Regions from separate parts of the Homo sapiens genome. Here all the other regions are linked to region 2. The links are chromatin contacts, found by Hi-C or POLR2A ChIA-PET in ENCODE. All regions are on one chromosome and are shown on one strand. The core of a region is the stretch at or near the end of the contact, and the rest is flanking DNA. Distances in the headings are between cores, read along the strand shown.

Evidence for each region. Hi-C counts contacts between places; a loop is a spot of excess contacts on that map. ChIA-PET counts read pairs that join two places held with the same protein, here RNA polymerase II (POLR2A). Pooled maps may share reads with other maps.
Region 1: a map of CD4-positive, alpha-beta memory T cell shows a loop between it and region 2 (17-fold over the local background). The contact joins the promoter of SOD2 here to the promoter of ARID1B in region 2. A Hi-C loop is called at or near these places in 1 of 168 maps with a recorded cell type or tissue (CD4-positive, alpha-beta memory T cell) and 5 of 50 pooled maps. POLR2A ChIA-PET finds 5 or more read pairs at or near these places in 1 of 52 experiments (PC-9).
Region 3: a pooled map shows a loop between it and region 2 (8-fold over the local background). The contact joins the enhancer-like site here to the promoter of ARID1B in region 2. A Hi-C loop is called at or near these places in 10 of 50 pooled maps. POLR2A ChIA-PET finds 5 or more read pairs at or near these places in 2 of 52 experiments (activated CD4-positive, alpha-beta T cell and naive thymus-derived CD4-positive, alpha-beta T cell).

The regions. Positions count from the first base shown.
Region 1 is chr6:159,691,791-159,694,490 of GRCh38, forward strand. SOD2 (superoxide dismutase 2) reads right to left here and starts at 1,451. Exons shown (of 5, transcript NM_000636.4): 1 at 1,355-1,451; 2 at 871-1,073. The coding sequence starts at 1,377. RefSeq lists an enhancer at 694-763 and silencers at 1,134-1,313, 1,514-1,803, 2,484-2,653.
Region 2 is chr6:156,775,997-156,778,708 of GRCh38, forward strand. ARID1B (AT-rich interaction domain 1B) reads left to right here and starts at 1,382. Exons shown (of 20, transcript NM_001374828.1): 1 at 1,382-2,712. The coding sequence starts at 1,685. LOC115308161 (a long non-coding RNA gene) reads right to left here and starts at 2,522. Exons shown (of 2, transcript NR_163974.1): 1 at 2,250-2,522; 2 at 364-1,435. RefSeq lists silencers at 1,106-1,455, 1,476-1,715, 1,866-2,015, 2,086-2,155, 2,406-2,635 and an enhancer at 2,599-2,712.
Region 3 is chr6:154,230,849-154,233,548 of GRCh38, forward strand. All of the region lies in intron 5 of IPCEF1 (interaction protein for cytohesin exchange factors 1), which reads right to left. It also overlaps a transcript of OPRM1 not described here. Among named protein-coding and RNA genes, the nearest start is that of IPCEF1, 120 kb to the right of the region's middle. Within about 2 kb of position 1,328, at least 3 of the 41 ENCODE cell types and tissues checked have a DNase peak (open chromatin) inside an H3K27ac peak, as active enhancers do.

The sequences.
Region 1 (2,700 bases), core at 201-2,700, 2.9 Mb after region 2:
AAAACAAGCCTGTTTCAGTTTCCCACTAAAGGGCTATTTTCCTTGTGAACTTTGACCCCTAAGGGAAATCAAGAAAAGTATCAAGTCTAAAGATCCTGAACTGTTCCACAGTTAGGTTACTGCTTTTTTGGTAACGCACACCACAACGGTGTGCCTCCTCCTCTCCCACCTGAAGTCAAGTGGGCTCAGTGAAGTTTCACCTGCAGGGTAGCTGGGGATGCAGGGAGTCTCCAAGTCCTAGGCTGGAGTCCCGACCCCGTTTGCTCTCAGGAAGATGACAAGGACCATGGTTCCTAGCACGGAGTAGTGTCCTCCTGTCTCCCACCTTCAGTGTGACCTGGCAGTAAGACACCACTCCCACTTCTATCAGGAGGTGACCCTGACACTCAGAGACACCTGCGGACCCGATGATGTCTGGCCACCAGTGGACAGGCGCTCTCAGCCCTCCTGCAAACGGCTGGCACACCTACCTGAGAGACCAAACATTTCCCCAAAGCACATTATACAACAAGAACAATTTCAATTTGCAAAAAAAACGAGTGACACAGTAGAGCTTTCTTTTCAGGCCCTACAATTCACCAGTGCTGGCAATATGTGTAACGGAATGTGGCTCACAACAGTAAGGCAAGCTCCTTCGCAGGACCCCAAGTTCCCTGAGATGACAGAAGTGTGTTCAAACCCATCGAGGCACTCCTTCTACAATGAGGTAGACCATGTGTTTAAAAGAGAGACTATCGTGCCTGGAAAACTCGGAACCGGTACAAATACGAAGCGAGTTCTCCTCCACGGAGAGGCCCGTCCGTATGGGGCCTGGCTCCCTGGGGTCGCCTCTGCCGGGGACTGCCTCCCGCCGCTCAGCCTGGAACCTACCCTTGGCCAACGCCTCCTGGTACTTCTCCTCGGTGACGTTCAGGTTGTTCACGTAGGCCGCGTGGTGCTTGCTGTGGTGCAGCTGCATGATCTGCGCGTTGATGTGAGGTTCCAGGGCGCCGTAGTCGTAGGGCAGGTCGGGGAGGCTGTGCTTCTGCCTGGAGCCCAGATACCCCAAAACCGGAGCCAGCTGCCTGCTGGTGCTGAAGACGAGAAAGCACAGCCCGGTCAGTCAGCGCCGCGGGACCGTCTACGCAGGCTGGGCTGCCGAGGAACGGCAGCGCGCGGCGTCCCCCGAGTCCCCGCGTCCCCTCCCTGCGGATCCCCGCTCCAGCCGCCGCGCCGGGCACTCCCGGGAGAACCGCCTGCAGGTGCCCCGGTCCCGCCAGGCCCGGTGCGGCCACTGTCGCCATTGCCGCGGAGGCCCTGCCCGCCGCGAGCCCCTTCGCCCTTGGGGCCGTGACCGGGTCCCCTTTCTTCTCACCCGCACACTGCCCGGCTCAACATGCTGCTAGTGCTGGTGCTACCGCTGATGCCGCCGATCTGCTGAAGCCGCTGCCGAAGCCACCACAGCCACGAGTGCCGCTCCTGCGCCGCCCGCGGGCCTTAAGAAAGCGCGGGGAGCAGGGCCGCGACCCCAGCTGCGCCGCAAGGGCACCGCCGCCCCGCCCCCCCCCCCCGCGGGCCCCGCCCCGCGCCCGCCGCGCCCAACCCCGGGGGTGCCCTGCGTGCCTGTCCCGCCCGCCCGCGCTTGCCGTACACCCCGCGCCCAGGGCACGGGAGAAAGGAGGCTGCAGGCTAGCCTCGGCCTCGGCAACCTCGCTGCCTGTCTGCCGTACTTGAGTGGCGCGCGGCCGAAGGGAGGCGGCCCCTGCCCCCGTGGAGTTGGTACGGCCCGAAGGCCCTGCCTCCGGCTCCGCCCCTGAGGGTGCCGGCGGGGATCTGGCTGCACTAGGCGGCTGCGGCGCCTGCCCCTGAGTTTTGGTTGCGCTGCCGGGGGGCCGCGGGGTCCAGAGGCCTCACTGCAAAAAGACATTCATACCCTCCCAGGGCCCCCGTGGCCGTTCCTAGGGAAGACGGGGCCTAGCTGCTGGTCAGCGCCGCCCAGCCGGCCTATGAGCTGAGGGTAGAGCCAGCGCCCTTCCAACCCGTATTCAGTACTCTTGCGCCGTACCCTTGCTTTGCAAGTAAGCCGACCTTGGGACCTATTCCAGGACAGGAGGCACACAGACTTTGTCCCCACCGGCTGCCTAAGAACAGTTCTTGGACACCCACGACGTGCCCGAGACTGCAGGCAGGATTTGCACACATTTATCTTTATTTTTACCCCTAGGGTTGGTATTATTGATTCTAGTAATAGTGAAATCCTTTGAGGTTAAGCAGCTTCTCCTGGGCACAGTTAACTGAGTCAGGACTAGTTCCCACCTTCCTCACTACTAAGCCCTGGCAGTCATGTTTTGTGTGTTTACAGTAACTCTGTGAACCAACTGTTCAGGATAACATAAAAGGACAACAGAGGATTCTTTCCTGCGCTGTCTTGTAGCCTAGTAAGCTGTTAAGTATCAAGTGCTCTCTCAACAGTTAAACAACAATCCTGAATGGTGTGAATCTTCCATGTGTAGAGGTTAGGAAATCTACACTGCCATTGGCGGGAGTTGCCCCTTTATTGAAAAGAATATGATGGAAGGTAGCAGGTGCTGAACCGTTTCCGTTGCTTCTTGCAACCCCCGTACAGCCCTCCGAAGGATGACTAGGCTTCCGGTAAGTGGAATGGGAAAACAGTCAGGCGAAGAGGAACCACCTGAACTTGGCTTCACAACAGGAAGGGCT
Region 2 (2,712 bases), core at 132-2,631:
TATTTAGTCATGTAACATATTTACACTTGGTCAAACAAATAACCACTGCTGCAGTGGAAATGAACTAAAATAGTTTTTATGGAAAGCTGAAGAATGAAATAATTTTGGAAAACTATACTCTACCAAAACCGTAAGTATTGTTTCTGCCAGGTTTTAAATGCTTTCTCTCAATGAAAACTGAGTCCACACTAGTACAAGTGGGTCATTGCCTAAGGTTAAGAAGTCTTGCTTTTTAAAATGTTACTAGGGGACAATGCACATATTGAAAACATTAATAACAATGCAAATATTAAAAACATTATAAAATGTTAATAGACACCAATTTTTAAGAGAACAAAGTATGGAACATTTCTACATTAGGACTAGAGTTGACTGTTTTATATTATTATTGAAGTTATATTTATTAAATATAATGTCTATAATATTTTAGTTTCGTTCCACATCTCTTTGAAATGAATGTATATCGAGAGGGTTAACTGTGCACACGAAGCTCTGAAACATGATGAAAGGTGTCATATAGATTTATGAAGATACGAGCTAACCCATAGCTGTCGCTGTTCTGGCACCAAGAGTTAAATGTTCATGTGAAAGTTGGCGCAGAAAACACCACTGTACATACTCCACAGAGGACATCCAAGTGCATGTAAGAAAAATGCTCCTTTGGGAATACGTGGACATATTCCTTTGGAAATACACTGACAAACCTACATACGTGTTTAAGGTGCCTTCAAAAAGAGTTATGTAAACATTCTCTTTGGGGCGGGTGCAGTCAGTCATAAGCATTTATTGAGTACCTACTGGGTACAGGCCATAGGGCTCTCTGACCGGGGCTAACCTTCATTTCAAATCTTTCCTAATTTTGCAGTTGGAAGAAGTTGTGGGAATTACGCCGATGGCCCGAAATCAAGGCAGAGGCGAACGTTCTGAAAATTACATAACTCCTGGGAGAGACCGTGCTTTTGCAGATTGCCTAAATATTTTCTTTCTCCGTCGGCTCCTTGTAACCTCTGAGGCCAATAGACAACTTTGTTTCCCAGCCCTTCTCCCTCTTTTGTCTGCTCGTCAGACTCGTTTTCCACCTTTGTATCGTTCCTTTTAGACGTGAAAACAAACATGCGAACGCCCGGTTGGCAAGGAGACAGCGGCCCGGGGGGAAAGTGCAGGTTCCGGCCGCCCCACGCCGCCGCGCTCCGAGCGGCCGCCGAGCCGCCCCGGCCCCGGCCCCGGCCCCAGCCTTAGCCCAAGCCCGGCTGGGTCCCGCGAGGCTGCGCCGGGGCGGGCGGCGGCGGCCCGGGGACGAGTCCAGTCCGCGTTTTGCGAGTGCGCGGGAGTAATGCGAGCGAAGTGGATAATAGTTGCTCGAGCTCGCCCGCTGCCTCTCAAGCCATGCTGGGCCCGATAGGCTCAGCTAGTCGTGTATTTACCCATATCCGGGCTAGAGAGGAAAAGAGAAAAGTTTCATTTAAACCTGAACTAAAAACTTTCACCATGAAAGCACACAGCAGGAGCAGGCCCAGAGCGTAAGGCGTGCCCGGCCCGGCGCTCCGGCGGGGCCTGCGGAGGGGGAGGGGGTCGCGGCTTCCCGGCGGGCCGCGTGGATGCGCACAGGAGGGGCCGCGGCCTGAAAAGTGGGGGTTATTGTCTCCCCCCGCCCCCCGCCCGGCCTCGCCACGCCGCGGCGATCATGGCCGCGCGGGCAGCAGCGGCGGCGGCGGCGGCGGCGGCGCGGGCGCGGGCGCGGGCAGGCAGCGGCGAACGGCGGGCGCCCCCCGGGCCGCGGCCGGCGCCCGGAGCCCGGGACCTGGAGGCGGGGGCGCGCGGCGCGGCGGCGGCGGCGGCGGCACCGGGACCCATGCTGGGGGGCGGCGGCGACGGCGGCGGCGGCCTGAACAGTGTGCACCACCACCCCCTGCTCCCCCGTCACGAACTCAACATGGCCCATAACGCGGGCGCCGCGGCCGCCGCCGGCACCCACAGCGCCAAGAGCGGCGGCTCCGAGGCGGCTCTCAAGGAGGGTGGAAGCGCCGCCGCGCTGTCCTCCTCCTCCTCCTCCTCCGCGGCGGCAGCGGCGGCATCCTCTTCCTCCTCGTCGGGCCCGGGCTCGGCCATGGAGACGGGGCTGCTCCCCAACCACAAACTGAAAACCGTTGGCGAAGCCCCCGCCGCGCCGCCCCACCAGCAGCACCACCACCACCACCATGCCCACCACCACCACCACCATGCCCACCACCTCCACCACCACCACGCACTACAGCAGCAGCTAAACCAGTTCCAGCAGCAGCAGCAGCAGCAGCAACAGCAGCAGCAGCAGCAGCAGCAACAGCAACATCCCATTTCCAACAACAACAGCTTGGGCGGCGCGGGCGGCGGCGCGCCTCAGCCCGGCCCCGACATGGAGCAGCCGCAACATGGAGGCGCCAAGGACAGTGCTGCGGGCGGCCAGGCCGACCCCCCGGGCCCGCCGCTGCTGAGCAAGCCGGGCGACGAGGACGACGCGCCGCCCAAGATGGGGGAGCCGGCGGGCGGCCGCTACGAGCACCCGGGCTTGGGCGCCCTGGGCACGCAGCAGCCGCCGGTCGCCGTGCCCGGGGGCGGCGGCGGCCCGGCGGCCGTCCCGGAGTTTAATAATTACTATGGCAGCGCTGCCCCTGCGAGCGGCGGCCCCGGCGGCCGCGCTGGGCCTTGCTTTGATCAACATGGCGGACAACAAAG
Region 3 (2,700 bases), core at 78-2,577, 2.5 Mb before region 2:
CTTAAATAGAATCTTGAATTCAAGAAAAAAAAACAGCTAAAAAAATTTCTTTGTAATATACTTTTGTGTTTTTAAGTGAATATAGAATTGAAATTCTTGAAATTACATTGAGCAAATTTAATGAGGTTACCCAATGACTATCTGAATCAGCCGAAACTGCAAAAGTCTCCATTTCTCCATATAAATCTATTGTTTTCTCAGTTACTCCCCAAAACCCCCAGGGCACTGGAAACAGATGAGGTCTAAACTCTGAGCTGAGCTGCCCATTCTCATGCCGCCTTAGAACAGTTGTCTCTAGATTCTCACACTACACACAGACTCATGACCACTAGAGAAATCTGAATTATATTCTTTAAAATAGAAAGTAAAAGTAAAAGGAGATTGAAGAAAAGTTAGGATAAAATTCACTGTAAAAGTTCTAGTTCTATGGAGAAACAGTCATTCTCAAACACTGCTGGTGGTAATGCAAAATGGAACTCAACAGAAGGAAACTGGATAATAATCAGCAAAAATGCACTTGCCCATTGACCCAGAAATTCCACTTCTGGGATCTGTCCTAACTATACCTTGGAGAATATGTGGAATGACATGTACATTGCAGCATTGTTTGTATTTACAAAGGATTGCAAAGAATGCAAATGTCTGTCATCAGGTGACAGTTGAATACACTGTGGTATCCACACACAGTGAATAACTATGAAAAACGCCATACAACGCGTAGAGCAATCTCTAGGACATAGTGAGAGAAAAAGTAAGGTGCAGTACTATATATTTAATGTGCTAATTTTGTGTAAGAAAGGAGGAAGAGATTTGACTCAATATACACACTTGCTGTATTTGCGAAAAGAAACATGGGAAAATAAACCAAAAACAAATAGAAAAGGGGGAAGAAAGAGGATAGAGAACAGAGATGCGAAGGAGACTGACTTGGTTGTAACTTGTTACAGGTTTGACTTTGGAATCGGGTACATGATTGATTTTTTAAATCAAAAACAAACACGAAAAAGAAAAGCAATTCTCGAAATTAAAAACAAATAGAAACAAACCTAATTGAATGTAAACATGGTGACATAGCCCCACACAAATAATCATTGCTCTGAAAGACTTAAGAACTTTGACTATACGTATTTCATGGCAAATAGGCTAAGTAAGGACTCTTCGTAGTGACATGTTATTATCATTTTTACATAGTCTTGGTAGGTTTTTTTCCTTTCTTCCCCTCTAAAATTGCACAGAATCTAAAGCTCCCCTCCTTCTCTCCATACAATAGCGTCCATGGCACTGCAACTCATCTGCCCCTTCCTTTCAGAAAAGGAAATACGAAGATTAGCACACCAACACAATCTACATCCTGCAACTATCACAGAGAGCTGCACGTATTAGCATCGGGCTGTGACAAGCACTGCACCAAAAGAAAGAAAAAATGTCTGTGTTTTATTTTCTTCTAGATATCAGAAGCAGGCCTGGTAGGGAGTGTGCTTGGAATCCTTTTAAGAAATATAATAATCTTGAGTAACATCTAATAAGACCTAGCATTTATTGAGCGCTAAGCATATGCCAGTGAGGTAGTACTATGATCACAGCCTTAAGAGGAAAATTAATCCCATGCCAAGTGCCAGACCTAGAACACCAAGCTAGCCTGGTATTATACCATGGGAACCATCATGTGGTATTATTAAAGTGACAGGACTCAGACCAAGACCCAGCAACCAGTCAAATAATTCTAAAGACAAGACTGAAGAAATTCTTCAGAGCTAAAATAGGCTCAGGAACTGAAATGGGAGGAGGAGAGAATCTGCAGTCAACACATGGCACAGAAAAAAACAACCCTGGATTTGGAATTAATGTCTCGATGTAAGCCACATACTCTGACATCCGAGGCAGAGTACTTAACCTCTCTGAGTCACTGTACTCACAGTGAATAAGCAGCTATAACCAGCTTCTCCAGACTAAATGGAAATTAACATAGATGTGTGTAATAATGTAAAATTTGTTAAAGCTATAAAGAAATCCAAGAATTTATTATTATTAGTTCCTAGGAAAGCAGGAAAAGGGGTGAAAAGAAAACAAAAGAGAAGGAATGACCCAGAAATTAATGTAAAATAAGCCTTTTTTCTTTTCTTTTTTTTTTTTTTTTGAGATGGAGTCTTATTCTTGTCACCCAGGCTGGAGCACAGTGGTGCAATCTCATCTCACTGCAACCTCCGCCTCCCGGGTTCAAGTGATTCTTCTGCCTCAGACCCCCAAGTAGCTGGGGTTACAGGCATGTGCCGCCACGCCCAGCTAATTTTTGTATTTTTAATAGAGACATGGTTTCGCCATATTGGCCAGACTGGTCTCAAACTACTGGCCTCAAGTGATCTGCCCGCCTCAGCCTCCCAAAGTGCAAAATAAGCTTTTTGACTGAGTGCATTGTAAGCTGAGCCATCCGACTAGCTGTTTCTGTGTCTCGGCTCTCCTCTCTTTTCTTTGCATCAGATTAATGGTTATAAAAACATTTTAGTTTATTTGGAGAATAATAATACTAGTAAACTTACCATATTCTTCATGTATTATTTGGGGTATTTTTACTAAAATATTGTTGCGTTTGGGTTTAGCTAACATTACCCTATGAATATAACTAGATTTAGATCCAGAGAGACTTTTTTCTTACAAACACCTAGAAATAGATATTCTACATAGACAACATTTGGTAAATGT